Linked DNA regions of Mus musculus: regions 2, 3 and 4 are each linked to region 1. The links are chromatin loops, found by intact Hi-C in ENCODE. Cell type or tissue: heart. All regions are shown on one strand. Links, peaks and the distances in the headings refer to the core of each region. The heading gives the core; the rest is flanking DNA. Region 1 holds the start of Bet1l (Bet1 golgi vesicular membrane trafficking protein like). Region 2 holds the start of Pgghg (protein glucosylgalactosylhydroxylysine glucosidase). Region 3 holds the start of Ifitm5 (interferon induced transmembrane protein 5). Region 4 holds the start of Hras (Harvey rat sarcoma virus oncogene).

Region 1 (7,688 bases), core at 1,316-6,315:
CTGAGGTACACACTACCCTCAGGAAACAGCAAAAGCAAATAACAGATTTCCCATTCAAAGTTCCTCACGGACAGCACTCAGGGGCCAGGCAGCCATTTCTCACCAAGCTCATAGGCGTTGAGCACCCTCTGCCTAGCAACATGGCTCCTCAGATCTAATGAATCTCAGTCTGTGGCTTTCAGCTGTGGGGGTTTCACACGGAAAGGCTGGATCGCCAGCTCTCTGGATGCCCCATGGAAACCCACAGGGGTCAGATTACTTGTGGTTATGCCTCTTTAAGATGCAGAGGGACAGCTGGGGGGTGGGGGTGGGGTGACGGTGGTATCGGTACACATCTTTAATCCCAGCACTCAGGGGACAGAGGCAGACAGATCTCTGTGAGTCTGAGGCCAGCCTGGTCTACAGAGTGAGTTCCAGGACAGCCAGAGTTACACAGAGAAACCCTGTCTTGAAAACAAAACAAAACAAAACAAAACCAAAAAAATGCAGAGGGACAATGTCGCCTCTGGCTGCCCATGTATAGAAACACGAGGAGCCTGACGGTTGGAAGCGGGAACTAAAGGCTTCTGAGAACCACTTAGCAGAGCCACAGAGACCTAAGGGCTACCTTTCACCTTGGGACCCGAGAAGCTTGCTCTCCTCTGGTAATCAGCAGCAGGAGGGCTCACACACACAGTGTATCTGCAGGCTTCTGCGAGGGCCTGACTGAGCGGCCACCGTCTAGCTGCACCACAGAGCAGTCAGAGCAACTGTCCACGATATATCGTCAAGCTGAGTTCTACTCGCCAGTACCAATGGTTCAGAAACAGCAGTCACAACAGGTGCCCGAGCCCCTGGGTGTCCACGTAGCAGGCCCCCAGTCCTACCTGGTGCAGACGTTTCTCTAGGAAGGCGAGGAGGGCACTGATCACATCCATGTTAACTCCCATGAACTCTAAGGATCCTTCGTGGAGCTCCAGGGCCAGAAGCACATCCAAACACTTGAGGGGCAAGTTCCCCAGGAGATTCACCGTGTGGCTGGGGACAGACACACAGAGGCCTCGACACAGTAATTATATTTAGCACAGATACACTCCCTGGCCCTTCTCCTGGGGTACACATGGATGGGCTCGAAGGGTTGCACTGAAAGCAATAGACTATAGGCAAGGGCAGGTGGTACCCCAACTCAAATTTGGTGGGGAGATTCTGCAGACGCTATCTGGGCCATTATGTCTGAGCTGAGATGCCAAACAATCTCTCGAACCTGAGATGAGCAGAGGCACCAGCAAGAGACCATACTGCCTCCGCCTAAGGCCCTGTCTCTAAGTTCATAGCTCTTCTCTTAGCCATACCTGAGTTACCTAGGCTCTCTGGAAACAACACTGGTGCCCCATTCCCCTGATGAAGTCAAAGGTGGGGCCTGGGCCCCCAAGTGCTTCTGATTCACAACTAGGGTTAAGGACTTCTGTACCCATACCTAGGAACTCTTGCCGTCCCCAACATTGTGAGCCCTACCCCTCACCCGTGGAACTCCTCTGTGCGGTCCCCAGCAGCTTCAACCATCACGCAGTGCCGCAGAAGAGTCCCCAGGTACCGGTAAAGGGCAGCATCTTCCTAACCAAAGACAGAAAGGGGCTCCTGTGAGATCGAACCCCTGTTCTTGTGGCCACATGGAGTTGATCCCTAGACGCTGTGCACAGCACATGTGGTGCTTTTGGCCACCTGAAGCACTGTGGAGAATACCCACCTGCAACCCCATGCACAGTGCGGCTCAGGCACCTTCCCTGAGTTCCCGCCTACACCATCCTCTAGTCCTCGCCATATCTGATACCCTGCAAGCTGAGGTACAAAGGGAAGCAAACTGTCCCACCCGAACTGAGTCTCAGCCAAGACTTCCAACCTACCTCATCAACTTCCCTCTTGACAGAGTCAAAGGTGATATTAAAGAGCACTTTGAGGATCTCCATGGCCCTCTCCGTCTCTTGGGCTGGAAGCATCACCGGAGGGTTTTCTTTGGGGGCCACGCCCAGTGTTAGTTCCAGCGCATCAGTCAGCAGGCGTACACCGTGCAGCTCCTGAAACAGTTGCTGGCGCACATCCGTGCGAAGGGCTGTTAGCAGGAAAAGGAGCCTCAAGTCAAAGAACTGGACTTCGTGGGGATAGCTCCTCTTGCGGTACAGTCCCACACGCTCCGCTAGCCTCACCACCAGGCGAGCCTCTGCTGCTAGCATCTGTGCTGTTGGACTGCTGAGCACAAGATTACACAGGCATTTGAGAGACTCGAGGAGGACATCCATGTCTGGGGACTGTGGGATGGGTTCCTCTGAGACGGTAATGTCAGCATAGCAGGCTAGTGCATGTAAGCTCTGGCGGCTGGCAAATGAGTCCAGGCAGCTGCGGTCTCGGGATAGGATTCGGATAGTCTGCAGCCAGGTGACACGGTGCTTTGGTGACAAGCCCTGCTCCAGGACGGAGACCAGTAGCTTTGCGAGTCTCTGTGGGGTCGAACAAAAGTGGTTCCACTAGGCCCTCTTCTTGGGGTCAGCCCGTGCCTGCCCTAGGAGCCCTTGGGGCTGACACCTACCTTCCTGTCCTCCTGCTGGGCATCATCGAAGGTGAAGCTCTGAGAATGCTGCAGGGAGACCCAGGAGGCTCAGATCCACATGCAGGTAGGACCCGTGCTCCTCGAGTCAGAGCAGACCTCTGAAGCAGCATCCATCGCTCTGAACCTTAAGGCAAGGCCCACCCTAGCCTCCCATACACCTGCCCCACCACACGCCACCACAGAGCCACCCGAGGGACCAGCCCACCACCCACCGCCGTGCTCCCTGCCACCACTCGCACGCACACCCCAGCCGAGTTGCGCGCACACCCCTGCTTCCTCTCTTCCTGAAATTTCCTCGGCAGCCGGATGCCTCTCACCTCCCGGTTGAACGACCGCAGAGCTTCTGTCACCGCATCTTCCTCTCCGGTCTCCAAGGCATCCGCAACTGCCCGGGGCTCCATGGCCCCTGGCACCGGGTGCTGGAAGGCTTGGGCTGGGAAGACGCAATCGGCCAAACCCCGGGGCTCCGCCCAGGTCCGGAAGCCCGGCGTCCACGCGTGAGGGATGCTGGGAGAGCAGCCGAACCCAAGGGTGTGTACAGGCGCCTCCGACTTAAGGTGGAGCAACCCGGCTGTGGTCGCTGAGCGGCTAGTCTTGGAGCGGCGATGCTAGCTAACCAGCCAGGCAGTGTCCTCCTTTTGAGCCCTCCTCTCTAGCCCGAGTTCCTGGCAGGCGGGGGGTGGGGTGGGATGGGAGGGTGGGGAGTGGGGTGTGGCTTGGCCCGCGCGTGGACCGTCCTCTTTACGCTCTTGTCCCCGTACTGTGATAAAAAAGGGAGCGCCGGCTCCTGGCCGCTTAATCAGTTGGGGAAGACGATTCTCGCGATCCAGGCCTTGGAGCTCATCTTCCATAGGGAATAGGGAAAGAGAAGTACAACGACTTGGATGGTCAAAATAATGCACGTGGTTAGCCGGGCATAGTGACGCACGCCTTCTTAAATCCCAGCACTCGAGAGGCAGAAACTAGCAGACCTATCTAAAAAGAATAGCCACCAAAGTAATACGGTTATTCTCAAGAAAATTGCAGAGAAGGAAGTGAAGAACACCCGTGGAAAAGCCACTCCCGCGAGAGGAGCAACGGAGGGGCGGCCAGCCGAGGCGTGTCTGAGGTTAGAAGCGTAGGAGCGCTGTGTAGCGGGGAGCCAGGTCCGCACGCCACTTAGCTGAGTCGGTGCCCCACAGTGACACATACAAACAGTGCTCCAGTGGATGATGTCACCCGCCGTGCTAACCGGCTCTGCCCCTACTCAGTGGCAGGCCCCGGCCGTCTCCTTCACCAGTCTCTTTCGGGTCTGCCTGTCCTCCCCATCCAGTTGGATTTAGCAGCGCCAGAGGCATCCGACTGATTTACTGAGCTGGTTCCTAGCCTCTGCTCCAAATTTGGGTCTGAACACCTGCTCCGAGTAACACCCACAGCGCAGGACTAATATTGCTGACCAATCCGTGGGTCCGAATGCTGGTGGCCCGCCCTTCCCTTATTTACATTCCCGAGAAGCACTCCAGGTCTGTTTCTTCCGCTTCAGAACCTTCTCCCGGAAGTTATTAGCCCGGAGGCGGAACCGGAAGACCCGGGTACTGGTGCCACGTCCGTTGCTGTGCTGCGAATTCCCTGAGTGGGACCCTGGAGGGCGCGATGGCAGATTGGACTCGAGGTGAGAGCACTTGAAAGGCAGTAGAGGTAGGAGGGGAAGTCTAAGTCTGGAGCTGGAGACATCGCTCGTTTCTCGGTGGAAGGACCTGCGTGGGGTGGCGCTTACGTATCCCTGGAAAAACAGGGCCGGATTTCGCCTGGCGCTGCCTTGGAACCCAAGCCGGCATGCCATCAGTTTTGTGTGTGGTTGATGCCAAGAGCTGGAAGCAGAGGGTCCAAGCAGGGTTTTACTAATGAGGGGCCTGAGTGCCTCGGTTCACACACATTCCCCGCCCCCGTGCCTGTGTTCAGTGTGACAGTTGTGATACTGATGCTTCGCCCACAACGATGACTATGCAGTGGTCGGTAGGACACAGCCGTCTGTCTTTCAGAGTCTGGTCGCACTTGTTTGCTGGTGCTGCTGGCCTTCCCCTTAGGTGGGTCACATCGAGGCTGGGTGGGTGGTTTTTATGCTTCAGATCGGTGCTAGTCACACTTAGGGGGGTGATTCTCAACTACCTGTCCCTGTCCATCGGAGTTAGGTTTCCACGAGCACAGTGCTCTGGGCATTCCAGAGATTCTGTGTGGGTTGCAGACATAGGGCGAGGTAGTTTCTACAGTAGAAGGACTTTCTTACACTTACCTTGGATCTGATTTCCAAGTCCTCCCCACACAGCCTTCCTGTCACCTGCTGTGCCACCGGCTGTTCTGTTTTCCCTATGGTCCCTATCAGAAAGTACTGTTTCCCTTTGAGACCGGCCCCACACCCTCAGATGACAATTTCAGCTAAGGCAATATTCACTTCGGTTCAGGAACAGTATACAGCAGGGTCGTGTATGTAGATTGATTGGATCTTCAGGCTCCCCAGCCCGTCCTTGCCTGGGCATGCACACAGGTTCTCACACGACCCATGCTACATGTCTGATGTGTAGGTGGTCAGCCTGTTGGAGCATAGGGTGGGACGTGCTAAGTTAGCAGAAGTATATGGGGGAATGCGCTTAGATGTCTCCACTGGAGTGAGGAATCAGGGACCACATGTCTGAGGGAATGCTATCCTTCCGCCTCTTTCTCTCACAGCTCAGAGCTCTGGTGCTGTGGAGGACATTCTGGACAGAGAGAACAAGCGGATGGCTGACAGCCTGGCCTCCAAGGTGACCAGGCTTAAATCGGTCAGTGGTGGCCCTCTTCCCTTCCGTGAGATACTTTGGTGGGTGGGGCTGAGAGGGGAGGAAGGAGGCCGTGTGCTGTCTGTGGGCATTGCTGACTGGAGAAGTGCTTCAGGTAATAACTTGGCCTTTTTTTTAGCTTTCTCTGGTAATAGGTACTTTTCAGAGTCGTGGGTAAAATGTAGCTGGTCTGAAGGGAAGGTGGGCACTACTCTCTGTGGCTTTGCTTGACGGTGCCTTCTGTATCCCAACCAGCTGGCTTTGGACATCGACAGGGACACAGAGGACCAGAACCGTTACTTAGACGGCATGGTAAGTGCCCGCGGTACGGGTACGTACAAATCATAGTCAGCTCCGCCCACCTGCCGTCTGCTCTGCTGGGTCTTCGCTGCTAGTGTGGTTGGGTAGTCAAGGGTCCCAACTCTATGTGACCCTGTTGGGTCTCTCCCACAGGACTCAGATTTCACAAGTGTGACTGGCCTACTCACGGGGAGTGTGAAGCGCTTCTCCACGATGGCACGGTCTGGGCGAGACAACCGGAAGCTTCTGTGTGGTATGGCTGTGGTCTTAATCGTGGCCTTCTTCATCCTCTCCTACCTCTTGTCGAGGACAAGGACGTGAGCCAGTGGGAGCCAAGGGCAGCCAGGCTCTTGTACACCTGGCATCCTGGTTTCCTAAGGACCTGACTACAAAAAAAAAAAAAAAAATCCCTTTGAAATTATCATCATGGGTCATTCATCTTCCTAAGTCAGGACGACTGCAGCTGCCTCTGTCATAATGAGCTCATCTTGGCTTGTCCTGTGTATGAAGGAAGAAGAAAAAGGCAAAAGCCAATGCCACTCCCTGGTGCTAAAGACACTGGCAGAGCCAGAGCCATGTTGTGTGAGATCAAGCCAGGTCTATGCAAAGCATCTGTGAGTCCCAAATGGGCCCACTGTGGCCATCGGCCACACTCCTCAGAAGCCAGGATCTTAAGGGCCTTCTGGATTGCCCTAACCTGTTTATGCCTGGTTTAAACCCGTGTCTGTGTCCTTGAAGAGTCTGAAACTGACACCAGAAGGGAATATGGCCGTGAGCCCTCTCCAGATGATGGTCATTGGCTGAGGCTGCTGATGAGGAGTGGACCTGGGCAGGCTGTACCCACCAGTCACTGGCAAGAGGCAAAGCCGTGGATAGAGGAGTGGACTGCAGTCCAGAGGCACTGGACTAAGATCCTTCTGGGCCACAAGGCCAGGTGTCCAGGAGCACAGGCACAGATGTGTGTGTCCTTGGGATTGAGAATCTTATCAGTGTCAAAGATGTCTCCATCCCCAGACAGACAGACAGAGAGCTGTACCAGGTGGCTTTTCAGAGCCAGGCCGTGCTGGGGTGCTCTCTCTGCTGGGGATCCTTATGGGGCCGGAGGCCACCTAGGAAAGCATTTGTGTAGTGGGAGCTTTTGACCTTGTACTGAACCTTGCCCTACCCTGTACAGCCAGTCTCCCTCGGTGTGAGGGAGATTGAGCCACCTCCTCGTTGCATAACTCAACAGACTTGCCTGCTCTGCCGGCCCTCCCTGCTGCCTTGGCCAGCCCCATTTGCACATAAATCGACCTGTGGGGCTGACAGGGCCAGCAGCTTATGAGGACCTAGCACTTTGTGTCTTCACATAAAATATCTTTAAGACGAGCTATGAAGTTCCGTGCCCGTCTCTATGTCTGTGTTCTTGTCTCTCCCTCTTCCTACACTGGCTCACTGTGCCTATGAGGCCGGCCATACCATGAGGCTCTTTGGCCCATAACCACTCCCTCTGAGTTCTAAGTGAAGCCAGATCTTGCCATACTCTGGCCTTTTAATGCCGGTAGCCATGACTTGCTGTAGCACTAGGTACCCATCCCCTTCTTCCTTTAGCAAGCAGCTTTTCTCAGAACACGTTGACCTTAGATGTATTTAGCCATTGCATTGTGTCTGCCTGAGCCTCAAACCCTCTGAAGGAGGAGTGCCCATCCTTTGTTTTGCCCACCCCTCACCCCCAAGGTGCAGCTCACTCCACACTGCTGCTCTGTGGTTTTGCTGTTCGCCCTACACATTTCCTGCTGGGCTCTTCTAGCTTGACCCTCATTCTGAGGTCTCCCTTTGTAGGCACTTCATTCTTGTGTCTCAGCATCTGTGGACCAGGGCTTTGGCTTTGCCCTCTGCTTTGTCACCAGGCATGGTAATAGTTGCTGGCATCATTCTTCCATCTAGAGCAACAGCAAGCATGCCTGAGCTTTGACTCCCAGAACTGTGAGCTGCTGACTTCTACTTTGTGGGAATGTTGCTAGACCCTA
Region 2 (7,688 bases), core at 1,116-6,115, 85 kb before region 1:
CCTCTTGGAAGAGCTTCGAGTCCTGGAGAATGAGAACAGGCCAAAAGGCCAGGCACAACCCACGGAAGAGGGCCACTGTGCCTGGCTTCCAAAGTCCCTCTTCACACAGCTTCCTAGGGTCCTGGGGTGGAGTGTGGCCTCGTGAGGTGCGTGGGCACACACCTGACAGTGCCTCACCTGAGTGTAATAGTAATACAGCTGAAAGGCCAAGGCCACAGCCCCATTGATATGGATCTCCTGGGTCCCATAAATGTCCTCAGGGCAGACCTCCAGGCCAGTGCTTGCACTCTCCCAAGCAAACTTGGCTCCCTGTGAGGAGAGAGGATGGCTTGGTCAGGCCTTGATCTGGGGAGGGGGCGGTCCAGTCCTACCAGAGGGGCAATCCTTTGTGGAGGAAAGGAAAGAGGAGGTATGGGGCTCTCATGGGCACTGAATGGCACTGGAAAGACCTTGGGGCAGTGGCTTATGGGATGGTACCCAGGCCCCATTCATTACCTGGTAGCCCAGGTTCTGGCCATTCTTCAGGGCTCCTCCCAGCGTACGGACTCGGTATTCTAGGATGGCCCTGGCGGCTTCTGGGTGGAACATCAAAATATTTGGGAACATCCAGATGTCCTAAGGGACGAACCATTTGAGGGTAAACAGGAGTCCATACCTTCTCCCTCCCTTACTCTTATGGACTGCCCACATTCAACCCTGCCAAGGCTTCCAACTGACGACACACAGCCAAGCAGGCAGCTGGGGGCTTCCTCCATCCCTACCCTCTGGCTCTCCCTTTTTCTCTCCCTGGATCCCTCATTTCATGCCCACTCACACCCACCTGGGGCCTCCCCAGCTTGCCCACTCCAGCGCTATCTTTCCAGCCTAGACAGCCCAGAGGTCTGGTCCTCAGCCGGGGCAGTATCAGGAGAAGCTCACGGGCACGAGCACTGGTTTGCATCACGCCTCTAGGGAGAGCTTGCTCTCCGGCTGCCTGACCTCAGCTTTCTTTGACTTCATCTGTCAAATGGGCCACTGTGCAGACTTCACAAGGTGTCAGACGTGGGAGTGGCCTCGAGCCTTCCCTCTCGCTATTCCCTCACGCAGTGGCCGCTGATCTCCATAGGCTACAACCTACAGTACTGCCTTCTCCAGCCCTTGCTTCCCCCGCACCCAGCTGCTCCTGACAGTCCCAAATCTTCCCAGACTGTATCTCTCCTTGTATCATTCTTCTACAGTCTCTATGGTTTTTCCAGTCCTTTTGTAAGCTCCAGGCTTGCACCTGGCTCACTCTGAGGCTCTGGTGTTCTTAGCCAGCTATGAGGCCCCTTCTCTGCTTTCAAATGTTGCAGACCCTCAGCCTTTGCGCCTTCTGTTTGCTCTAACCTGGACCACTCTTTTCTACCACATTCCTACACACCTTTCTTCTGAGAAACCAACCATCTCTTCCAGGAAGCCCTCCTATCTAGAGCTCCCATGTTTGGTCTTGATCTCAGGTAGTGCAAAGGCAATGCCCGGAATCTTTGCATGCAACTCCCCCTGTGTAACCAGTGCAGGGTAGGATGTACCTGATCCCAGAAGATATGGCCCCAGTAGCATTCCTCCTTACTCCCATTGGAGAGTCCTCCGGGGCTAAGCCCATGGCTGATGAATCCTTGAGTGCCAGGCTGGGGAAGCTCACTGAACAGGTAGTAGAGAGAGCCACGAAGGGCCTGGCGCAGGGCCAGGGGCCCAGCCACATCCAGGCCACAGCCTGCCCAGAGCCGGCCCCAGGAGTCTGCATGGATTGTATACAGAACACCCCTGGTCTGCAGCTGTAGGGCCTCAGCAAAGCAGTCCTGGGCTTCAGCCTGGCTGCTACCCACAACAGTCAGAAACTCCCAGGTCCTGTCCTTCTCCTCTTCCCCAAGGGTCAAGGCTGGGGGGACAGGCATCCATAGCATATGCACTTCCTGCTGTGGCTCTCCAGGCTGCTCAGGGTTAAGTACGTGGCCATGCAGGTACCTGCAAGGGCATAGCTGAGTCTTAAGAAAGGGCTCGCTCTGCTCTCTGGGCTACCTAGATTTACCCAGTGTGATTCTTACCGGAGTCCCTGGAAGTCAGGCCCCACACGCAGGTCCAGGTCTGGGCTTTCGGGGGAGAAGTCTGCCCGTAACGGCACTGTGATGGGTTTGTTCCCTGTGGTCAAGCGTGCAATGGACACACTGAAGACCAGGACATGGGGTAACACACGGTGAGCATAGATCCGCTGGGAAGCCCGGAAGCTGGGGCCTTCCAGGGTGTGGAGGAAGGAACCTAGGGAGGGTTGGGGAAAGGCAGACACACTCTCAGTACCACAGAGCACCATTACCTTCCTGGGCTGGGAGTGGGGTCCTTCAGACCTCAGGCTGCCTCTCCCCACTGTGTAGTGGGCCCACCCAGATGAAAAGAAAGCAAGAGCAACCACACAGGCCTCATTTTGGGAGGCGGCTTTTTCATGTTTTTTTTTTTCTTCTTCTTCTTCCTTAAATTAAAGGCTATGTGTTTACATATTTTTGTGATGCATCTTGATGTGTACTGGAGGCTGAGCTCCAACTCTCCGTCTTCCCGCCTCAACCTTCCCAGTACCAGTGCCAAGGTTACAGGCCTGAGGCACACATTGGTGGTTGTGGCCCCTTTCCCAGCTTCATGGACAAGTGAGGAGCAATAGGTTGGCACGGGTTGGTGACAGCTAACCTGTGTTGGTGTCCAGGGTAAAGGTCTCTGTCAGCTGTTCTGTCCCTGCAGGGGCCTCCAGCTGGACATTGAGGGGGCTGGGCAGACTGGCCCGGTGAGTGTCCCCGACAGCTCCATTGTACACACCGTTTATATGGATGGTGTCATGATACACACGTGTACCTAGGTATGAGTTCGTTACAGTGGCCCAGAGCCTGGGGTCACTGGGCAGACAACGGGCACTGAATATGGTCGGGTCATCTTCAGAGCCGTCCATGGAAAGCTGCCTCAGCCCAGACGGCCTGGAGGAGACAGTTAACAGTGACTAGCTGGACTTTCCTCCACACGCACACTCACAGTAAACCCTCAAACTTGGCCAATCCCCACAGGCGGTGAGGGGAGTCGGGGGCTAGCTGCGTAGCTACCCTAAGTAAGGGTTGCGGGCGCCAAGAACATTCTTAAATTAAGAAGACTGCCAGGAGCCCAAGTGAATCTGTAAACAAGTTCTCTCAGCACCCACCGCCGACCTCCCTCTTGTGAGCTCCTGAGCCAGCTTCCTTAAGTAAGAACTGCTGAGGTAGGAATCAGGGAGTTCTTCGCGGGCCCTAAATCCTCAGGGAGGGTGAGGCCGGACGGTGGAGGAAGAGGAACCCGGAGATTTGGAGAGGGACAGCAAGGAGAGGCGTTGGGATTGGGGAGGAGGGACCGGATGGGGTGGATGACGACGATGGGGTGGGGTGGGGCCGCAACTGGGGAGTAGCGGGACTTGCCCAGGAAATGGAAAGAGGAAGCCCGTGTAGGGGTGGGGTGCGGAGAGGGGGATCGATCGCGAGTTGTCGGGAAGAGAGACTAGGGAATAAAGGGACGAAAAAGAGTTCAGAGTACTCAGTGAAAGAGGGTGAGGGCGGGCTGGAGAAGAGTGTGGGCTGTTTTTGTAACTCACCGCTGCCCTCTCCACTCAGTGCGGGGATCCGGGTGTAAGAAGGCTCTGTGGGTGCGAGCTGCCCCTGGCGGTAGGAAGAAGAAGCGGCCCTGCCGCGTGGCAGGTGGGCGGGTCTGAGTTTAGGCGGGACCTGGGAAACTGTCATGGTTTTGGGGAAGAGACCACGCAATAGGACTAGGGGTTAGTTGAGCTTTGGCTCTAAGATGTATGCAAGGCTGGGACAGACCTGAGATACCACTCTACAGTGACGTTTAGTGACTAGAAAGGACCCTGGCTATTTAAGGAACAGGATGCTTGTAAGAAAAGCCTACCTCATGCAAACCTGAAAGAAGTGGGTGCTGTGTAAAAGTTCCACAGCCGAATGCTTTTCAGACTTTCCCCTTAGCTCACGGGACCTTTCCTATTTAGGGAAATTATTTCATTTTTATGTTTTATCCTATTTTTGAGTGGTTGGCCTGACTCTTGGTATGCAAACCCAGCTGTCCTCAAACTCACAGAGCTCCAACCTACTTCTGCCTCTTCAGTGTTAGGGTTAAAGACGTGCACACTACACTGAGCAGTATTTATTTATTTTGATTTAATTAAAATATAATTACACCATTTCCTCCTACTCCTCCCATGTATGTCCCACCCACATTCACAGGACCTCTTTTTTTGGGGGGGGGGGTTCCAGACAGGGTTTCTCTGTGTAGCCCTGGCTGTCCTGGAACTCACTCTGTAGACCAGGCTGTCCTCAAACTCAGAAATTCACCTGCCTCTACCTCCCAAGTGCTGGGATTAAAGGAGTGCGCCACCACTGCCAGGCACAGGACCTCTTTTTTTGGAAGAGTTTCTTTTTTCTTTTCTTCTTCTTTTTTTTAAATGTGTGCTTTTTATGTAAATGAGTGCTCTATCTGCACGTCCACTTCCATGTTAGAAGAGGGCATCAGAACTTATTGCAGATGATTGTAAGCCACCATGTGGTTGCTGGGATTTGAACTCAGGACCTTCAGAAGAACAGCCAGTGCTCTTAACCACTGAGCCATCTCTCCAACCCCTGGGACTCTTTTTAAACCATTGTTGTTACATATACATATAAGGAATAAATAGATAAACACCACCTGTGAGTCTGTTCAGTGTTGCATTTGAGTATATGTTTATGGGGTTGCATTTGAGTATATGTTTATGGGGCTGACCACTTGGTACTGGAACACCAATAGGAGGTGTAAACCAGAACAGGTGCCAGGTTGATGTTAAAGAGCCACATTGTTACACATTGTTATTAAGTCTCCTACAAGAATCCGTTTCTGTTTCTTAAGCCTGATGCATCCTGCAAACCTTGCTTTCCAACCTGTGCTGAACTTGTGACTCCATCATGTGTGCCTACCCCTTTGCCTTGCTAAACTCCCGAACCTGTGATACGACTATCCTTTTGCCTTATGAAAATGTCTTCCTAGATACCTTGATGACTCCCTTTCCACGTGATGTTTTCTTGCACTTATTTTTATTGCCTCCTTTCTAACAGCCAATTATCGCGACATCTGTTTTCTATCAGCCCTAACCTTTCTCCATAAAAGGAACCTCAAAAGCCAGTGAGGGGCTGCTCTCTGAAATCCTGACTTTAGGAGAGACAGCCAGCTGGCCAGTTGTAAATACAGCTTGCTTTAATCAGACACTCAGGAATTGTTTGTTTCCATCCCTACCACCCCTCCTCCTTCCCCAGGTCTAAAAGAGGCTCATCCCCGGGGAAGACTAATTCTCCCTCCTTCTGCAATAGTTAATTGATTGTAGCTCTTCATCTAGGGGAGGGGCCCCATGAGCTTTCCCTAGCTAGCTGGCTTCCACTAGGCTCCTCCCAGGGACCTAGCAAAGGCCAGCGCTGCTAGGTGATGGACTGCTCTCTTGCTCTCCCTCGCTCTCCCCCTCTCCCCTCTCCTCCCCCTCCCCCTCGGCTCCCGCTCCCTCTCTCCTTTCTGTCCCTCTCTGCGCCCACTGCCCCCTCCCCCATGGCTCTGCCCTGGTCTGTCTGCCTGTCCACTTGTCTGTCTTTACCCCTGCTCCGGGTCCTCACTCCTCTTCCTTTCCCCAGGAAACCTCTTTTACACCAGATCTGTTGCATGGCATAATTACACACGGGCATACCTTGGCATGGGCCCACTATATACCACCTCCTGGCATTATATATACTTCAGTTGTTGTTGAAAGTGTGCAGTCTTTAGGCATCTGTAATTGTTCAGATTTCCTGGGTGTAGCTTCCCCAACACAGCATGAATGCATAATTTCACAGAAGATAGCTTGGTCATCAGGCTCTTACAAGCCCCTCCCTGGCCCTGTTCCTTGATGTATCCTGAGCCTTAAGTGCAGGAGTTATGCTATAAATATATCCGTTGGGGCTGTCCATCCAGCAGTTACCCTCTGCATTTTGACAAGTTGTGGCTTTCCAAAATGTCCTCCTCTTGTCAGGTGCCAAGAAGTTCCATTTCCCAAAGTCTGGCACATAGACAAAAGCCAATATTCTTACAGTCCTTGCTTGCTAAAGGGAGGACTTACTTGGATAAAAGGGACCTCTGACTGTTCCATTAACATATGCTTGTGGTCCCTATTAGCATATTACAGTCTGTGCTAGCTTCTAGGGTCCCTCAGTTCCTACTCACAGAGTCCCAAAGTCACCTCAGCTCACAGGCTCCCCTCTTATAACTCTAGAGATATATGCCTCTCCCACCCCATTCTCTGCTTTCCCAAGCGATAGCCTTGGTTGTGTGGAATAAAGTTTCCCCTTTCAGCCCTGGGGCTTCACTGAGTCTCTTTACTGCACCCTCACATTTGATGAGGGGTGAGACCTGCTCTTACCTGGGTCTGTGCTACTTGTGGTAGTTATGGGGTTCCTGGTAGGAAGAGATTTCTGTTTTTTTTTTGTTTTTGTTTTTGTTTTTTTTCTGAGATTTTATTTTATGGGTATGAATGTATGGCTGCATGGATGTCTGTTCCCTATGTGTGTTCAGTACCCATGGAGGGCAGAAGAGGGCGCTGGATTCTCTGGGACTGGAGAAACAGGTGCTTGTTAGCCACACTGAAGATGCTGCGAATCAAACCCAAACCAAGATCTTCTGGAAGAGCAGCAAGTGCTCTTGCCTCTGGGTCATGTCTTTTGCCCGATTTTATTTTTGTTTATGTGCCACAGTGCTTCACTAGAGGTCAGAGTGATATAGGGGGAAATCAGGGTCCCTTTTTGGGGTTCTTTTTAATATTTTTTTAAAAGCTTTTTTTTTTTTCAGTTTTTCCAGACAGGGTTTCTCTGTATAGCCCTGGCTGTCCTGGAACTCACTTTGTAGACCAGGCTGGCCTCGAACTCAGAAATCCACCTGCCTCTGCCTCCCAAGTGCTGGGATTAAAGGCGTGAGCCACCACGCCCGGCTAAAATTTATTTCTATTTTATTTTATGTGTCTGAGTGTTTTGCCTGCATGTGCATCTGTGCACCACTTTCATGCCTGGTGCCTGCAGAGGCCGGAAGAGGGCGTTGAATCCTCTGGAATTGGAGTTACAGATGCTTGTGAGTCATCAGATGGGTTCTGGGAACTGAAGTTGGGTCCTCTGCCATTGTACCATGGACCCTTAACATCTGTGCCATCTCTCCAGTCCCGGATTTTGTGTTTCTTGGTCTCAGTAATAAAAGAATCTAAGAAGAGACAGAAATGGAAGCTCAAGGACACTTTTACTAGATTTTAAAAGAAAACCCCAGGTTAGGCCAGCGGCAAACCTCAGCAGCTATCCAAAGGAGGAGGTTGGAGAAGAGAAGGGGAGAAGCCATGCTGACAAGCAGCCATGTGGCAGGGGAGGAGGGAGGCTTTAGAGAAAGTCCAAATTTCGAAACCCAGAGTATTAAGGAAAACATAAAGAGAAGAAACTGGGCAGTGGTGGTGCACGCCTTTAATCCCAGCACTGGGGAGGCAGAGGCAGGTGAATCTTTGTGAGTTCGAGGCCAGCCTGGTCTACGGAGCAAGTTCCAGGACAGCTAGGACTACACAGAAAACAAACTGTGTCTCAAAAAACAAACAAAAAATAGAGGTAGAAGAAAGAAAAAAAAGTCACTAT
Region 3 (7,688 bases), core at 932-5,931, 95 kb before region 1:
GTCATTATCTGCATCATTATTTTCTCTACCACCTCTGTGGTAGTCTTTCAGTCTTTTGCACAAAGAACACCCCATTCTGGATTCTAGCTGCCCTGTGCTCCACGGTCCACATCTGCCCCGCCCCTGCCCCGCCCCCAGGCTCAAGCCTCGACCCTTTACCCTACGCGTATGCAAATGTTACCTTCACCTATCTGTCCACAGTGGATTCAATAAAGTGCACGGGGTGGCAACTCTGGCTGTGACTCACTGTTCTCTGGTTCTGTACCGAGCTCACCTTGCATCCTTTTTGTCTGAGGAGAGCAAGTGTCGTTAACTTGTCAGGCTTCTGGTCTCCAGATATGGGCAGCAGCCGACCTGTGGGTTTTTGCCTGATCCAGGCAGAGGGGATCCGAGGATCATCTAACGCTGAGGCCGTGCTCCCGGGGGTCCCAGGAAGGGTGCAGAACTTTGGGCAAAGGAGGCTCCGGCCTAGGAGTGAAAGACACCCGGAGTCCTTTACTTTAGGGGAAAAGAAATCCCTAGCCAAGATGTGTCCTCTTTTTGTGGTGGCCTCTTGGATATGACTTCAAGCTCCTGAGCTGGCCCGCACACAAAAGTTGGGTGCTGTGAAGTTTGCTGCCCTCACTGTTTCCTTCCCCACACTCAGGCTTATGTAGGGACCTGGAGTGGGTGGGGACTCTAGAAGGTTTCTTGTAGGAGGACCACATGACAGTTCTGCTGGCCTCACAGCTCCTAGGTTCCACCTCTCCTAGGGGGGAGGCTGTGTGTGCCTTGGCACCCCGCTAACATGCCTTGCATCCCTGGAGTTCCTTCTAAAGGATACTTCTGCTTACCCAAGGCTGGCACCAAAAAGTCAGATTGGGCTTCCAGTGTCTGCAGGATTTGGGTCCTTGCTTCCCTAACCACCATGATGATTTGAATTTATCTAAAATCCTGGGCGTGGCACAGTGATCCCTACCATAGAGGTGCAGGTGAAGGCCCTGTGCGACTTCAGCAAGGGGAAGGCCTGTGGTGTTTGTTTGTTTTTTTATTAGAAGTATGGTTTTTAAGAGGAAGTAAGAGCAGCTGCCGGGAAGGGGGTCAGCTTATTTCTACGTCATGCCAGTTTGGGGAGTTCCTTTAATCTTTTAGAAATCTCAACGTGCTTTTGACATAAAGAGAATTTCCCAAAATAGCAGGCAGAAGTTGGAGCTTATTCGAAACAGTGCCCATGGTAAAATATAAAGCACACCCAGGAGTAGGAGTGTGGGCTTGTGAGGGGTCACTGCTAAGTGTTTTAGGGGTGACTCTATGTAGGATTTGGGGAAGCTTTTTAGAATGTCATTGCTTAACAGGGTGCTAAGAAACTCTTCTCTCTCCTCGTTCCATAGCCGAGGCTATAGAGCGACTGCAGGGCTTTGGATGGAGACCACACTGATGAGGGAAAACCAGGAACTGCTTGGGCTTTGCAGAGAGTCTCTGGTGAGATCTCTCGAAAATGGCAGGTTTCAGAAAATGTTAATTATGTTGGGATTCTTGACTCCCTCCGAGTTGGTGAGAGTTTCCAGGAGGAGGGATGCTTTTCATTCTCGTGGATGCACGCATGGCAGGAAGGGACCAGGGGAACTGGGTGGTGGATCAGCAGGGAGACTTAGGACAGGCTGTGCATTTCGACGGAGGGTTACAGTCCACAGGAAGGAATTAAACAGAACTTGACCTCAAGACCTTCCTGAAGCCGCGGGAACCTCTTGGGAAGAGAACTCGCCTGCTGATACCCTGGGTGCCCAGAGGCCTAGGAACTTTCTTGGGCCCAGGGCAGTTCCTCCACCACGAGGGAGCAGATACTCAAGTTCAGGGATTCAGCCCTGAGACTTCGGGGTCTGTCCTATCTGTCACCACGTCACGGGTCTTGATATTTGGCTTCTGCAGTGGACCTAGAGCTGAGGATGCTGCCCTGCCAACCTGCTACTGGACGTCTATACAACCAGCCCCATAGAAGAGTGGAATGCTCAGGGGACAGGAAGTGGTGGGCCATAGGATAGACAAGGACCAGGGTGTCATCAACTGCTTCTGAAGGTGCCAAGGCCCATCCATCTCTCAGGGCCAGCCCTGTTCTCATTCCCCAAAAGTCAGACAGACGGGGTGCTCTAGAGCCTAGAAAATTTAGACACAGTGTATTCTTAAAGTAGACCTCAGTGCTCCCGGACTCTCACTGTGGTTCCATCTGCCCTAAGCAGGAGGCCAGAAAATGGGTCCTTCTCCCCTCAGTCAGATAGCAACAGGACGGTGGTGGAGGTAACAGTAGAGGTTGATACGCCACACTTAGAACCAGATGTGTTTTACAAAGTCTCACTGGACAGGCGTGTAAGTGTAATATCTGTGATGCAGTAAGGGTCTAGGTGTCAGGGGGTGTTGCGTCTGTGGAGCATCTGCTGCTGGTGAGTGAAGACTGGGAGCTCTCAGACACATGGCCGAGACCTCAGTGTTCTAGGTTCTTGGCACCGTCAGGAACCAGAGGAGCACTGGGAAGAAGTTACACTTTGGATAGAGGGATGTAATCAAAGGCTGGGAGGAGGCTTCTGGATAGTTTCAACTGCTGGGTTTTTGAAAATTCATACTCTCTCTCCTCCTCGTTCCCTCCCTCCCCCTCCCCCCTCATTTCCTCTCTCCCTCTCCCTCTCTTTTAAGGCAGGGGTCTGGTCTAGAACTATGTGGACCACACTGGCTACGAACCCACAGAGATCCACATGCTCTGCCTCTGGGTACTGGGATTAAAGGTGTGCGCCACCGTTCTTGGCCTATGGCTAAGCTTTTATTGGGGGGGGGGAATGAATTGATTAGTCATGAGTTAAGGTGGGGTAATAGGAGGGAAATCCCTGAGATGTCAGGGTTTTTTTTTTTTTTTTTCTCCAGTACAGTCCCATCCCTCCTTTGTCCTCAGGCATAATGGGAGCGAGAGATTTTATAATTCTGAGGCTATGAAGATATGATTATAATGAAGCAAAGGCTAGGCGGAGCTCATCTGCTTAGTCTGGGATGGTCATGTTTTCGTCTGAGTAGTCACATGTCCTGGGAGAAGCCAGGTCTGAGTTTGTGTCAGCCCCACCATGGCAGATTGCTCTTGTTCTTGTGCCTTCTCTAGCTCACCTCACGAGGAAGCCAGGGCAGGACAGAGGGCAGACCTGTCCTCTGTAAGGAGGGCTGAGCAGATGGCTCAGCAGTTATGAGCATATGCTACTCTGTAAGAGGACCCGGGCTGATTTCTAGTATCCACTTCCGGTGGCTCCCCTGTAACTGCTGCTCTAGAAATTCAACACTACCTCTGTGGGCATCTGCACTCATAGGTACATACACGCCCCTCCCTACATATATATAAAAATATTTTTAAAAAGAGGTCTCTGAGATTAACAGAAGGGGCAGAAACAGCACCTACACAGATGATGAAGACCAAGGCACTGATGTATGGGCACTTAGCGTGGCAGGTATAGGCCTAGGCTCCAAATATTACCCATATGTCCCCAGACTGGAGGAGATCAAATGACAAGGGACCTTGGAGAAAGTCATCTGGGAGTCAGATGCTCTGACTAGGTCCCTTTCATCCTCCCTGCCCACTGCAGCCTCCTTACATCAGGTCAGGGGTCTTCCCTCCATGTTCACGTACCATCCCGAGGGCCCTGCACTGCTCGCTTGTTTATTGATCCGAGTGGGCGTGAGCAGGAGCAGCTGAGGGAGGCTGGGCAGTGGTGGTGTGAAGGATTTAGCTCTTGCTCAGGATTTGAGCTGGGAAGACACTGAGGTCCCCTTTACGGAGGAGGCTCTTGGCATGCGAGCCTGGAGTTAGACTTCCTGCCGGACATGCATTGAGTTCTTGGCACATGCAAGTATCTGAGCCCTCAAGGAAATGATTCCACTCACATTTTTAGGACTGGGAAGGGCAGGCCTAACAGCTAAGGAGACTGAAGAGGATCTACCTGCCCAGGAGCAGGAGAGTGCTGGTTACAGGGAGTGGGGAGGAGCCTCCTACAGTGTGCAGTGGGAAGGAGGCAGTCTCCTTCATTATTCCTCTTTGCCTGCTGTCTTCTTCTTAGCCTTTATCTCTAGCAGGTACGAATCTGAGGTCCCATTTATGCATGTCTGCAGGGGTCATGGTCAAAGCCTGGAGTCTGAGTTCTGGCAGGGATATGCAGCTCTGATCCTGAGTGTGCCCTTCCCCCAGCCTTGAGTAGGCTAAACCGACCCACAATGGTTTTACAGCCTAGCCGTGGCCTCGCTCCATTTGCAATTTCCTACAGGAGTGGACTGCCCACTGAGCTAGCTCTGCAACATAATCCAGCTGAAACAAAGCATGGGGTCTGTGGGCTTTCCCTCTGTAAACACAGTGATGAAAATTAAACTTGGAGCCTTGATCAGAAACTTTGTCTTGGCTTCATCCTTCTCTCTCACCCCATTCCTTTTCATCTCCAGCCCCCCTCTCAGGTCACCCAGTTCACCCATGGCTGCTGGACAGCCACACCTGAGAGCTCTGGTTGTTGCCTGAAACTGATGCAGCCCCATGTTTTCTCAGCCCTAGTGTCTGCCATGGAACTGTTTGCAGCCAGTGTTCTTGGGACAGCCTTTTGTGAAGTAGAGAGAGCAGCGGGACTCTGGTGGGTGGTCTACAGCCACTGCCCATGTGGCGCAGGGGCCTTTGATGGGGTCTTTTGAGAGGGGCGGGGGACGCTGGGGTGCAAGGGCGGGCCACTCTATTTGGCAGGCTGAGGCTGTAATTTGTGATATATATAGCGGGTGGAGCTGGTCAGCCAGGGAGGGTAGCAAGGGGCTATAAGCAGGCTTGGTGCTCAGAGAGGACAAGTCTCAGCTAGGAAGACACGGCGCTGGAACCCATGGACACTTCATATCCCCGTGAGGACCCCCGGGCTCCATCATCCCGCAAGGCTGATGCTGCAGCCCACACAGCCCTCTCCATGGGAACACCTGGCCCTACACCACGAGATCACATGCTCTGGTCTGTCTTCAGCACGATGTACCTGAATCTGTGCTGCCTTGGATTCCTGGCGCTGGTCCACTCTGTCAAGGTTGGCTTCAAGGCTTCTGGGATGGGAGAATGAGTGTGGTGTGGGGGGAGGTGATGTGGAGTCCGGGAAGGAGGGGGCAGTGTTCAAAAGTATATGAGGGTGTCTGTTGGCATAGCCACAGTACCTCACCAAGTTTGGGGACCGTTAAGGGGTGTATGCACTGTTCACAGGAAAGGAAGGTCTGGCTATATAGTCTCCCTCAAAGGGCAAAGTCCTTAAAGGTTGCCCATAGAGGAATTCCCACTGTAGTTCCCGAATAGCACTGAGTTCTTGGTTTCTCATAGGACTCCTCTCCCCTAGGAGGCTCTCAGAGGGTGCTGCTGACCCAGAATGGCCACTGAATCTCTACCTGCAGCCTTTATTTATGCTGAGACTATGGTTAGGACCCTGCCAGAGGCCAAACTGTGCCTGTGAAGGAACTAGGTCCAGCCGAGGGATATGTCTCCTTGAGCCAGAGTCCTCCGTCAAGATTTAGAGTTTAGCCTGTGCTCTACAGTTGCTCCGGGGGAGGGGGGGTCCCCTAGACACCATGAACATGTTAACATCTTGTTTCTGGTGCTGCCCTGCAGGCCCGAGACCAGAAGATGGCTGGGAACTTGGAGGCTGCAAGGCAGTATGGCTCCAAAGCCAAGTGCTACAACATCCTGGCTGCAATGTGGACATTGGTGCCCCCATTGCTGCTCCTGGGACTGGTGGTGACTGGCGCCTTGCACCTGTCCAAGTTAGCCAAAGACTCTGCGGCTTTCTTCAGCACCAAGTTTGATGAGGAGGACTATAACTAAGAGTTCCGAGCCTGTCCCTGAACCGAGGACAACCATGTCAGGTCAGCTGTGCCCAACACCAGCTCCTGGGAGTTACAGCCTACTATAGCACCTCGATCCCTGCCCAGCCGTGACCTCAGAGGCGGCCCTCTTGTCCACGATGTGTATTTGATGCTGCCCCACTCAGATCCCTCAGACTTAACTTATAACCTAGAGGGTCCTCAGTGCTTGGCTTTGTCCCTTTCCCCACTTACCAGGCCGAGCCTCTGTTCACGATTAAAAGTGGCAGATTCCAGAAATGTGTGGGCTCTTCCTTTCCTGGTGGTAGTTGTGTAGGGAGCCCCAGCACCAACTCATCTGGCCAACCCCAGTTATCTTATTCTGTTAGCTTGGCTGTCCGACTACTGCTTTTGCTTAGCGGCCTGTGGCTTCTGGGGTGGAGGAGCCTGAGTATTTTAGGATGAAGTTCGGGAACGCAGGCCTTTGATTCCCACTGCCCTGTGGTTTGATGGGCTGTGTCCGAGAACATGTGAGGGTGTGCCCTGACTCCTCATCCGCCACAGTGGTCTTCTTGGACTGTGCGGAAGGCAGACAGGGGCCATTTCCTATGCGGGACTGGATACTGGACTCACAGCGGACAGCAACATGATCCACAGAGACACACAGACATTTACAGCCTGCTCCCCTCATTTTCTTCCACTCACACATGGTCAGAGGCAGACAGGCAGTGGCACTAAGTGAATGTTCTCAAGTCACTTCTCCTCTCTGTGTGTCACATGCCCCTGGCTTCCACGAAGGTCTCTGCTTAGCTACCCGACTTAGAGACTCTAGGCAGTTCTGCATCCTGTTCCATGCCTGTAGCCAACAGCCGACCTTGAGGAGCTCCGAGCTACTGACAGTGTTCCGAGCCAAGCCTAAGAGATAAGACCTTTTGCTGACCTGCGTGTGTTTGGGGCTGGGGAGGAAGCTAGTGCGGGTTACTAGTCCTGTTATGGAGCAGAGACAAGGACAGTGTGCTTAGATAAAGATGGAGACAGTGTGCTGACCATGAGCCCCTGGTCTAGTTCACGAGAAGGTCAACTCCTGCTGGCTACAGGGACTTGTGTGTTCCTGAGTAGATGTCCCCAAACATGGGATATTTTGCCAGCCACCCTCTATGATGAGGGATTGCCTGCTTTGTGCCCCAGCGCTAAGAACAGTGTGTGGTCGAGTCAGTGAGGCGGAAACAGCATCTTCCCTTGCCCCAGACTGCTAGGCTAGACCCGATCAGCTGTGCCCGGCTCTGTCACCCTCCACGACCCCAGAAGCTTATCATACCACACGCACAGAAGTGACCACCTACACACAGGTAGAACGCACTCCCAGGTGCTGGGCTACCTCTATTGAGCGCAGTGCCACCAAGCAACCTGTCAATGCCCATGCCCAGTCCTGTCTTTGAGGCAACAGATGAGCATCCACTTCTGCCAGGGTAGCTCCTGGCCCAACATAAAGAAGGTGAAGAGAGACACAAGGGCCCCACATTGCCCCTAAGCTTTGAAATCACATCAGCATTCAGCCCCTGGTGCAGAAGGACATGAATCCATCACACACTCTGACTTCAGCCTTTGCCAGCACTGACTTTAATTAGCCAAGTTGGCTTGGTACAGGAGCACAGGGTTTACCAGGATCGTGGTCCTACGCTATGAACCTTGTTCTGGAGAAACACTAAGAATGGAAGTGAAGGCCACGCTGCTGCTCAGCACTGATGGCCAGGACCATGGCCTGGAACCCTGTCCATCTGACTCCATTCCCTCTGGTCGCCAGTCTGACTTCATTTACCCTGTCCTGTGATAACACTGCCTTCCTTCTCACGGGCTGAGTGGTTAAGGACAGC
Region 4 (7,688 bases), core at 1,301-6,300, 340 kb before region 1:
TGGAGGTCATCTACCTGGGCCAGGGCCTGCTGCAGAAATCATCAGGTGTCACTCCAGGTTCTCTCCATGCTCTTGGCTGAGGACTCTGTAAAGGTGCCTACTGGAGCAGGTGGAGGCCACCTCCACCTCATCCAAGTTGGGCTTTCCATAAGAGTTTGGCTGGTGGGCATGATGTGAGCAGAGACTGTAACTGTTTGACTATCAGGGAAGGAGTGCTGCCAGGGAAGGGCCTGTACTTGGGGTGCCAGTCTCCAGATGAGATCTTCAGAACAGACCCAACAATGCAGCTGGAGCCCAGAGGCCTGCTGAGCAGCATCCAGCCGCTGCATACTGGGCCAGAGGACATACAAAAACACTCATGCTGGAAGTCAAGGCATGGGGGCCTACTGGTCTGTCTGTTCTTGTAGATGGACTAGACAAGACACTCGTGTGTGTGAAATGCTGCCATGGTCTCTTAGAACTGGGCCACGCACGCTACAGCACCAGTGGATACCTTGGGGAGCACATGCAGGCTCTGGCCTAGCAGGCTAACCAGTTATTCTGAGGAGGTCCTGGGTGATAGCATCCATCAAGATTCTCTCCTTCGTGGTTGCCCACTATGCATAAGTTGCAAACTCTTAAGTACTGAGAGCATCAGTGGCACCCAGGTGGACTCTATAAAGCCTTAGACTCAGGGATGAGGTGAACCAATGGGCTCTCACACTAGATTTGGAGGAAAGGCTTTACCTGCTGCCAATGTAGTCAGTGTACCAAGGTCAGACCCTGCCTCAGGCAGGTTGAGAGGAGACAGGAACTCTAGCCTTGGTAGGGGGCCATGGACCCCAGTTGCCCTCCCAGCATCCCATTATGCCACCTCTTTGTCCTCCCTGTTGCAATATTAGTTCTTGAGTAAAGGACTTCTTGTCAGCTTGAGTACAGGCCTCAGCCAATAGTTATGGAATCCTGGCCCAACAGTGCCATTTGTGATAATGCCTGGGGATGCTTGCGTCTGTCACTTGGGGGTTACTGGCAGGGACTCTAAGGGTAGAAAGGCAGGGAGAACTAGTGGAGGGAAAGCTAGATATAGGCAGAAAGGGTACCAAGATGTCACTTCATGCAGACCCATGGCAGAGCCTCAGGCCCCAATCACTTACCAGTCGAGCAGGGGATAGGCGCTCCTCCACCCACCGCTCCCTATGGATATCCCCATGGCTGCCCAGTCTCTTGTTTTGTGGGTGGGGGTTGTTTAGGCCCTGCCAGCTCAGCTCCCGTACCCGGATACTAGCTGTGCCTGGTCGAGACCCCTGGGATCCATCCCAGGCTGGGTCCATCCAAGTCCAACCTGTTAAGAGAAGCAGAGGGCCAAGTCTCCTTTACAAGATTCTAGTTCACAACAATGGCCCACAAAGCCATGACATTAACTCTGATCTTCCATCAGCCTCCCATTTCCCAGCCTGATTGGACCTGCTCTGAGGGGCCCCAGGCAATGTCAGTGGTCTAGATAACTGGATAGCACACATACCCCGCCCTAGCTTCTGTTCAGTTTTTTTTTTTTTTCCAATTTGGCTGATACCGTCCCTTTGCTTCTCTATTTTTAAAAAGAGATGTATGTATCCATTTTACAATTTGTGTGTGTGTGTGTGTGTGTGTGTGTGTATGTGGAGGCCAGAGAACAACTTTGGGTGCCATTCCTGGGGTGCCATCTTCTTCTTTTGAGATAAGGTTTCTCACTGGCCTGGGACTCACCAAGTAAGCTAAGCTTTGTCTCCACAGTGCTGGGATTATAAGCTCACACTACCATGCCTGGCATTTTGTATGATAATTTTGGGGATCAAGCTCAGGTCTTCATGTAGACAAAGCAATCAATTTGCTGTCTGAGCTATCTCCTTGGCCCCTGGTTCTATATTTGTTTCCCACACTGTCCACACAATGAGCACCGGCTCCAAGCTCCAAGCTTTGCTGTCTGGGGGCATCACAAAGGCTGTGAGTTGAGGCTGGAAAGCTAGCTCAGTGGTTTAGAGCACTTGCTCCTTTTACAGAGGACCTATGTTTGATTCCTAGCATCCATGATGGGTGGCTCCACATACACACACACACACACACACACACACAGACACACACACACACACGCTTATAAGATAAAGATTTTTTTAAAAGGCTGTGAGGCTAGGGATACTGTACAAGATGCCTGTAGTGACCAGCAGCAAGTGGCTACTGACAGTTCCCTGAGCTGCCCCTGACAATGGTTGTGGATCTGCCTTCATTAATGGTTTCATGAGTCTAAGTTTAGGATCAAGATAGCAGGCATTACCTCCAACCATCCACACAGTCTTCTGACTAAGTACCTGAAGGTAGCCGGCTCCTGCTGTAGGTCAAACATCCGGGCAAGGGGGCCACATGTGTCTACATGTAACACCTGTAAAAGAGAATTAGATTAGCTTCCTGGTTAGATCACTGTACTCTGTGGTACCTGAGCTGGCCAAGGTCACAGTATCCAGAAACAAGCAGGTACAAGAATGGGGGAGATGTTAGGTGGAGGCCTGGCCCTGAACTCCCTGTAACCATTCTAATGGAGGATAAAGCTTCTACAATGAGGATTCAGCCAGGGTCCCTCTTGGTCACCCAATGCAAATAAAGACATGATCCAAGTCCTACTTCTACTCCCAGAGGGGAGCCTGGGAATGCTCTTGTCAATCATCTGTGGGCCCGCCTCTCCTGCAGGCACTCCTTCCCATACTTTTTTTTCAGGTGCCTCTACACCTCTGGTAGGAAGTGCATAAACTGTTTCTCCTTAAAGATACAGAGGTCTGTGTTTGGCCCTAGATCTTATACTCAAGAGACAATGGCTAAGGTAAGAACTCTGTTCAGAACATTAAGTATATCCTTTCTTCTTAGTCCTCCTCCGTGGCCTCCATGCAGGTTTGGCCGACCCCTAACTCCTGTACTTCCTGCCGTTCCCAGATACATTTCTCTAGTTAGAGTGATCCCCTTCCACTGCACTTCATGACTTATTGCTTACTCTGTCCTGTATGTCTTGTCCCACAGACGTGGGTCGCCCAGGATCCCCCTAGCACAAAGGACATGGAGAGGAGGTGCTAGGCTCTCACCTGAGGGGTGGGCCAGAGTGCCCAAGACTTGGGGCGCAGCACTAGGCCCCTCCACCGCGGCGGTCGCTCTCTCAGGTGAGGGCTTTTTTTTTTAATTATTATTTTTACCACCGCGATGGGGTTGCAGGCCTGGCGCCATGGCAACGGGGGCGGGGCTCATTTGAATACCCAAATATTCGTGAGCCGCGGGCATCCGGGGCTTCGGTAAGATGAGCCCCGCCCCCTAGCAACGGTTGCCGGGACACGCGGCAGATCCGGTGGAAATGCTCCCTAGAGTAAGAGACAAGCCGGACGGCTGAACGCAGTGAAGGCACTCACGGTGGTTCAGAGAGCCGTCCGTGAGAGGCTTCTGGCCAGCTCTCGGTTATCTGCCTGCTAGATGAATAGAACAAGCCGAGCTTGCACCCCGGGCGGCGACCGGGGTGAGCGTGCAACCCCAGGCCTGCACGACCTGAGTAAAAGCCTGAGTTTTTCTGAGGACGTGCTTATTCGTTTCTTTGAAATTTCAAAAAGTGTTGAAAACATGTCATTTGCGTCTGACACAGATGTACCCTACTTGCTTGAGTGGGTGGAACACTTCATTTCGCCCCAATACCAACTTTTCTGACTTTCGGGGTCGTTCTTCAAATGGACGCAGTATGAGCTTCTGCAGTGTTGGGACCTCGAGTTTGAGAGCGGTAGGGGGGTCTTCTCCAAAACACGAAGAGCGCGGTGTGATGGGCCGACGCTGCCCCAGGATGGAGCCTTTGCTCCACCTCGACCTACGAGAACAGGCAGCTAGGGGTTCCGGCGAACTCTGTCTTCCTCTGTTATTCCGCGTCCGCGGTGCTGACTGTCCCCGACACCAATACCCGGTCGGGATGACCTTTCCACTCGTGGGCCTTTGGGCCTTTGGTGAGGCTGCAGGGTGGAGGCTCTGTAGTAGGTCCTCAACGCAACCCGAGCGTGCACCAGTTTCTCTCCGGAGAAATCCCGGGCTCGTAAGCACGGTCTCGGTCTGTCTCTTCTGCACCTAGGCACTAGACATCACTGTTGAGTGCAGGACCCAAGTTCCGGCACTGCCTTCCCCGCGGCTCCAGGAAGCCCCGCCCAGCTTCGGCTTCTGACGGATGGGTTGCTCAGCCAACCACAACAGGTCGCGGTGCGGAGGAGTTCGACCAATCACGGGCCGCCTCGAGTTGACGGACGGGCGTGGGGCGGAGCGGGGCGGGGCGAGCGCGGGCCCGGCCAAGTCCCCGCCGTCCGCTCCCGGCGCCCGCAGCCCGAGCCGCACCCGCCGCGGACGGAGCTCATGCGCGGGCCCAGCCGGCGCCCGTCCGCGCCCCCGCCCTGCCCCGGCCCCGGCCCCGGCCCCGGGGGCAGTCGCGCCAGCAAGCGGTGAGTGCGGGCACGGGGTGGGGCGCGGGGCGCAGGTGATCGGTGCTTCCTTGCTCCTCTCGGCCCGGCAGCGTGCCTAGCGTCCGGCTGCCCGCCTCTGCGGCCGGACTCGCTCTGCCTGTGGCCGTCCTCCCAGCGAGGCGCCGCCCGGGCCTCCGGAGACTCTGCGCCCCGCGGCCATCACGCTCGGGCCTCGGGGCCACAAGGACACCCGCGTTGGGCCCCAACCAGGGCCTTCTGCTCCCAGCCATCCCTCGCGTTCCTGTAGTCACCTGCTTCCCACACCCTCAGCCGTTTTTCCCCCCCTCTGTGAAAGCTCCCTGGCCCCTTGTGGAAGGTTTGTCTTAGTGGAGGGCAGGGTCCTTCTCCAGCCACCCTCCCCCCGCTGCCGGGACCGCGCCTGGCATGCAGTAGGCGCTCAGTAAATAGTTGTAGGTTGCACCCACATGCCGGCGGGCCAGAGCCGGTTGTAGGCTGGCATTGGCCTGCCTGGGCACGCCGAGGCCGCCGTGGCAGGACCTGTTTTTTGGGGGGTGGCCTCAGCCCTCAGGCGCCTCCAGTTGAGGGTTTCTGCCTACCTAGCGACTTCTAATTTGGGTGCGTGGTTGGGAGAAGCTCTCAGCTGTCAGCCCTGCCTTGGGGGCCTCTCCCTGCTTCCTCACACAGCCATTAAGTGCTGTTTGAGGAGGTTGGGGGGTGGGGGTGGGGTCCTCCCTTTTCAAGCTGAAGGTGCCACAGGTGATCAACTGGGCCACTGGCAGGCCTGCCTGCTCAATGCTGGAGAGGGCCCTTGGGTCAGGCATCTATTAGCCGTCTCAAGTGGCAAGGGCCTTGGCTAAGTGTGCTTCTCATTGGCAGGTGGGGCAGGAGCTCCTGGATTGGCAGCCGCTGTAGAAGCTATGACAGAATACAAGCTTGTGGTGGTGGGCGCTGGAGGCGTGGGAAAGAGTGCCCTGACCATCCAGCTGATCCAGAACCACTTTGTGGACGAGTATGATCCCACTATAGAGGTGAGCTCTGCCTACCTGCCAGAGGTGGGCTGTGGCAGTGGTCATGGGTAAATGACCAAACAGCCCAGGTCTTGTAGGTGTTATGGGGTATGATCCATCAGGGTATGAGAGGTGCAAGGGTGTAGGCTGGTTCTGTGGATTCTCTGGTCTGAGGAGAGGTGAGACCCCACCCCCACCCCCCACCCCCACTAAGCCGTGTTGTTTTGCAGGACTCCTACCGGAAACAGGTGGTCATTGATGGGGAGACATGTCTACTGGACATCTTAGACACAGCAGGTCAAGAAGAGTATAGTGCCATGCGGGACCAGTACATGCGCACAGGGGAGGGCTTCCTCTGTGTATTTGCCATCAACAACACCAAGTCCTTCGAGGACATCCATCAGTACAGGTGAGCCACCTATGGCTAGCCCGTGAGCCCGTGGCACACGTGAGGAAGGTTCCGTGTGCACACTGAGGCTTTATGTCTTTTTTTGAATGTCCTGGACACAGTCATGCCTGCAGCCTGCTAGCTGGCTCATATCCACCCCATCCCCCTCCAGGGAGCAGATCAAGCGGGTGAAAGATTCAGATGATGTGCCAATGGTGCTGGTGGGCAACAAGTGTGACCTGGCTGCTCGCACTGTTGAGTCTCGGCAGGCCCAGGACCTTGCTCGCAGCTATGGCATCCCCTACATTGAAACATCAGCCAAGACCCGGCAGGTGAGCCTGTTTCCCTCTCCACAGCTAGTCAAGGATTTACCGCACCCCACCCCAGCCAGGGAGCAGAGCTCATTGCCGCTCTCCCTCAACACAGGGCAGCCGCTCTGGCTCCAGCTCCGGGACCCTCTGGGATCCCCCCTCCCCCGGGACCCATGTGACCCAGCGGCCCTCAAGCTGTAAGTCTCCCAGACCGCAGGGCTGTGAGGGAGGCAAGGGCCAGGGTCTGGGCTTATGCCCTGCAGTTCTGAGTTCACATAGCTCTAGGGCAGGATGGGGTCCCTGGAGAGAGCTGCCCTGAGCCAGGCCGGAGCGGCGACCCAGGGGCCTTAGTTCTTCTTGTCCCCAGTGTCCTGTGGATACTGGCTAGTTTTAAGCCCTTCAGTGTTGTTAGGCTGTTCAACTTGAGACGTACTGGGGGTCTGGGAGAGTCCTGAGTTAAGTGGCTCTGACTTTGAGTGATACTCAGGAGTGAACCCTATTTCAGGAGAGTGGCCTGTGCCTTTTGGATGGCCAGGGCCCAGCTCCCTATTTGTGTTGGTTTTGCAGCTGAGGAAGGGAGCCTCCAGCGTTGGGGTGTGACCTGATCTAGGCAGGGAGTTTCTTACCCAGACAGCACCCCTTTTCTCCCCAGAGTCCTCTCTGATCTAGTCCCTCTGTCCCCAGGGCGTGGAGGATGCCTTCTATACACTAGTCCGTGAGATTCGGCAGCATAAATTGCGGAAACTGAACCCACCCGATGAGAGTGGTCCTGGCTGCATGAGCTGCAAATGTGTGCTGTCCTGACACCAGGTGAGGCAGGGACCAGCGAGACGTCTGGGGCAGTGACCTCAGCTAGCCAGATGAACTTCATATCCACTCTGATGTCCTTGCTCCCCCAATTCTGCCAATCCCCCCCGCCTGCAGTCAGTCATGTCCTTTGTGCCCGTCCCGGCACAGGCTCAGGACATGGAGGTGCCGGATGCAGGGAGGAGGTGCCGACGGAAGGAAGGAAAGAGGCGGGAAGGAAGGAAACGGTGCTGGAGCCAGGCCAGTCCAGGGATGGTGGACAGATGTGACCAAGACCTTCGCATGGACAATTTGAACAGACTGTCATGAACTGTCCCTGTTGCCACTGGCACCCAAGTCCTCCACCCCTCTCAGTTCCCTCCGGGCGCCTGCCTGTGAGGGCACACGTTGCATCACAGTAAATTATTTGATGGTCTTGACTTGTCTCTGGCTGGAAGTAGGAGGTGCACTGCCTGTGGCCTCACAGAAGATGCTGGGCACCTGGGGTCCATCATCTGCCTTGCTCCTGTGCTAGAAGAGGCTGGGGAGGCTGGCCTGGGACCTCGGACTATACAGCCCTTCCCTTCTGCCTGTCCCAACTGTCTTGTGTTTGCTGCAGAAAGTTATAGGCAACACAAGGATAGTCAGGTGATATGACCTATTGTCCTTTAACTAATGGGAGGAGGAGGGCTCTGAGAGTAAGAGGGTATCCCTTGTCTCCAGCAGGAAACACATTTCCTGCATTCTGGGA

What was found. Peaks named below come from ENCODE experiments on the same cell type or tissue, not always from the same donor. Only the 100,000 strongest peaks of a DNase experiment are listed, where the experiment ranks them.
Region 2: a loop joins it to region 1, with 4 times the contacts of the local background. A loop is called at or near these places in 2 of 42 quality-filtered maps.
Region 3: it touches region 1 in a loop (1.8-fold over the local background); 3 of 42 quality-filtered maps call a loop at or near these places.
Region 4: a loop joins it to region 1, with 3 times the contacts of the local background. A loop is called at or near these places in 6 of 42 quality-filtered maps.

Annotation. Positions count from the first base shown.
Region 1 is chr7:140,852,768-140,860,455 of GRCm38, reverse strand. Bet1l (Bet1 golgi vesicular membrane trafficking protein like) reads left to right here and starts at 4,073. Exons shown (of 4, transcript NM_018742.5): 1 at 4,073-4,235; 2 at 5,291-5,382; 3 at 5,635-5,691; 4 at 5,833-7,072. The coding sequence starts at 4,217. The coding sequence ends at 6,000. Ric8a (RIC8 guanine nucleotide exchange factor A) reads right to left here and starts at 3,059. Exons shown (of 10, transcript NM_053194.4): 1 at 2,902-3,059; 2 at 2,564-2,611; 3 at 1,884-2,474; 4 at 1,502-1,593; 5 at 867-1,017. The coding sequence starts at 2,985. In heart, for the core only: no CTCF peak of the experiment used is centred there; DNase peaks (open chromatin) are centred at 1,430, 2,125, 3,095 and 4,045; H3K4me3 peaks cover 3,850 bases; H3K27ac peaks cover 3,976 bases.
Region 2 is chr7:140,937,572-140,945,259 of GRCm38, reverse strand. Pgghg (protein glucosylgalactosylhydroxylysine glucosidase) reads right to left here and starts at 3,869. Exons shown (of 14, transcript NM_145387.5): 1 at 3,617-3,869; 2 at 2,695-2,975; 3 at 2,064-2,274; 4 at 1,548-1,983; 5 at 496-615; 6 at 178-309; 7 at 1-22. The coding sequence starts at 2,950. In heart, for the core only: a CTCF peak has its summit at 3,690; DNase peaks (open chromatin) are centred at 1,719, 2,689, 3,379, 5,409 and 1 weaker place; H3K4me3 peaks cover 1,931 bases; H3K27ac peaks cover 2,881 bases.
Region 3 is chr7:140,947,384-140,955,071 of GRCm38, reverse strand. It overlaps Ifitm5 (interferon induced transmembrane protein 5), which reads left to right and starts at 4,829. Exons shown (of 2, transcript NM_053088.3): 1 at 4,829-5,054; 2 at 5,624-6,114. The coding sequence starts at 4,863. The coding sequence ends at 5,836. Pgghg (protein glucosylgalactosylhydroxylysine glucosidase) reads right to left here. Exons shown (of 14, transcript NM_145387.5): 14 at 7,408-7,688. Ifitm2 (interferon induced transmembrane protein 2) reads left to right here. Exons shown (of 2, transcript NM_030694.1): 2 at 1-233. The coding sequence ends at 87. In heart, for the core only: no CTCF peak of the experiment used is centred there; DNase peaks (open chromatin) are centred at 1,791, 2,431, 3,801 and 4,741; H3K4me3 peaks cover 257 bases; H3K27ac peaks cover 197 bases.
Region 4 is chr7:141,190,615-141,198,302 of GRCm38, reverse strand. It overlaps Hras (Harvey rat sarcoma virus oncogene), which reads left to right and starts at 4,299. Exons shown (of 5, transcript NM_001130443.1): 1 at 4,299-4,463; 2 at 5,322-5,473; 3 at 5,683-5,861; 4 at 6,013-6,172; 5 at 6,836-7,688. The coding sequence starts at 5,363. The coding sequence ends at 6,955. Lrrc56 (leucine rich repeat containing 56) reads right to left here and starts at 4,173. Exons shown (of 13, transcript NM_001172064.1): 1 at 3,686-4,173; 2 at 2,325-2,395; 3 at 1,134-1,321; 4 at 1-29. The coding sequence starts at 1,310. In heart, for the core only: no CTCF peak of the experiment used is centred there; DNase peaks (open chromatin) are centred at 3,302, 4,202, 4,822, 5,272 and 1 weaker place; H3K4me3 peaks cover 3,263 bases; H3K27ac peaks cover 2,906 bases.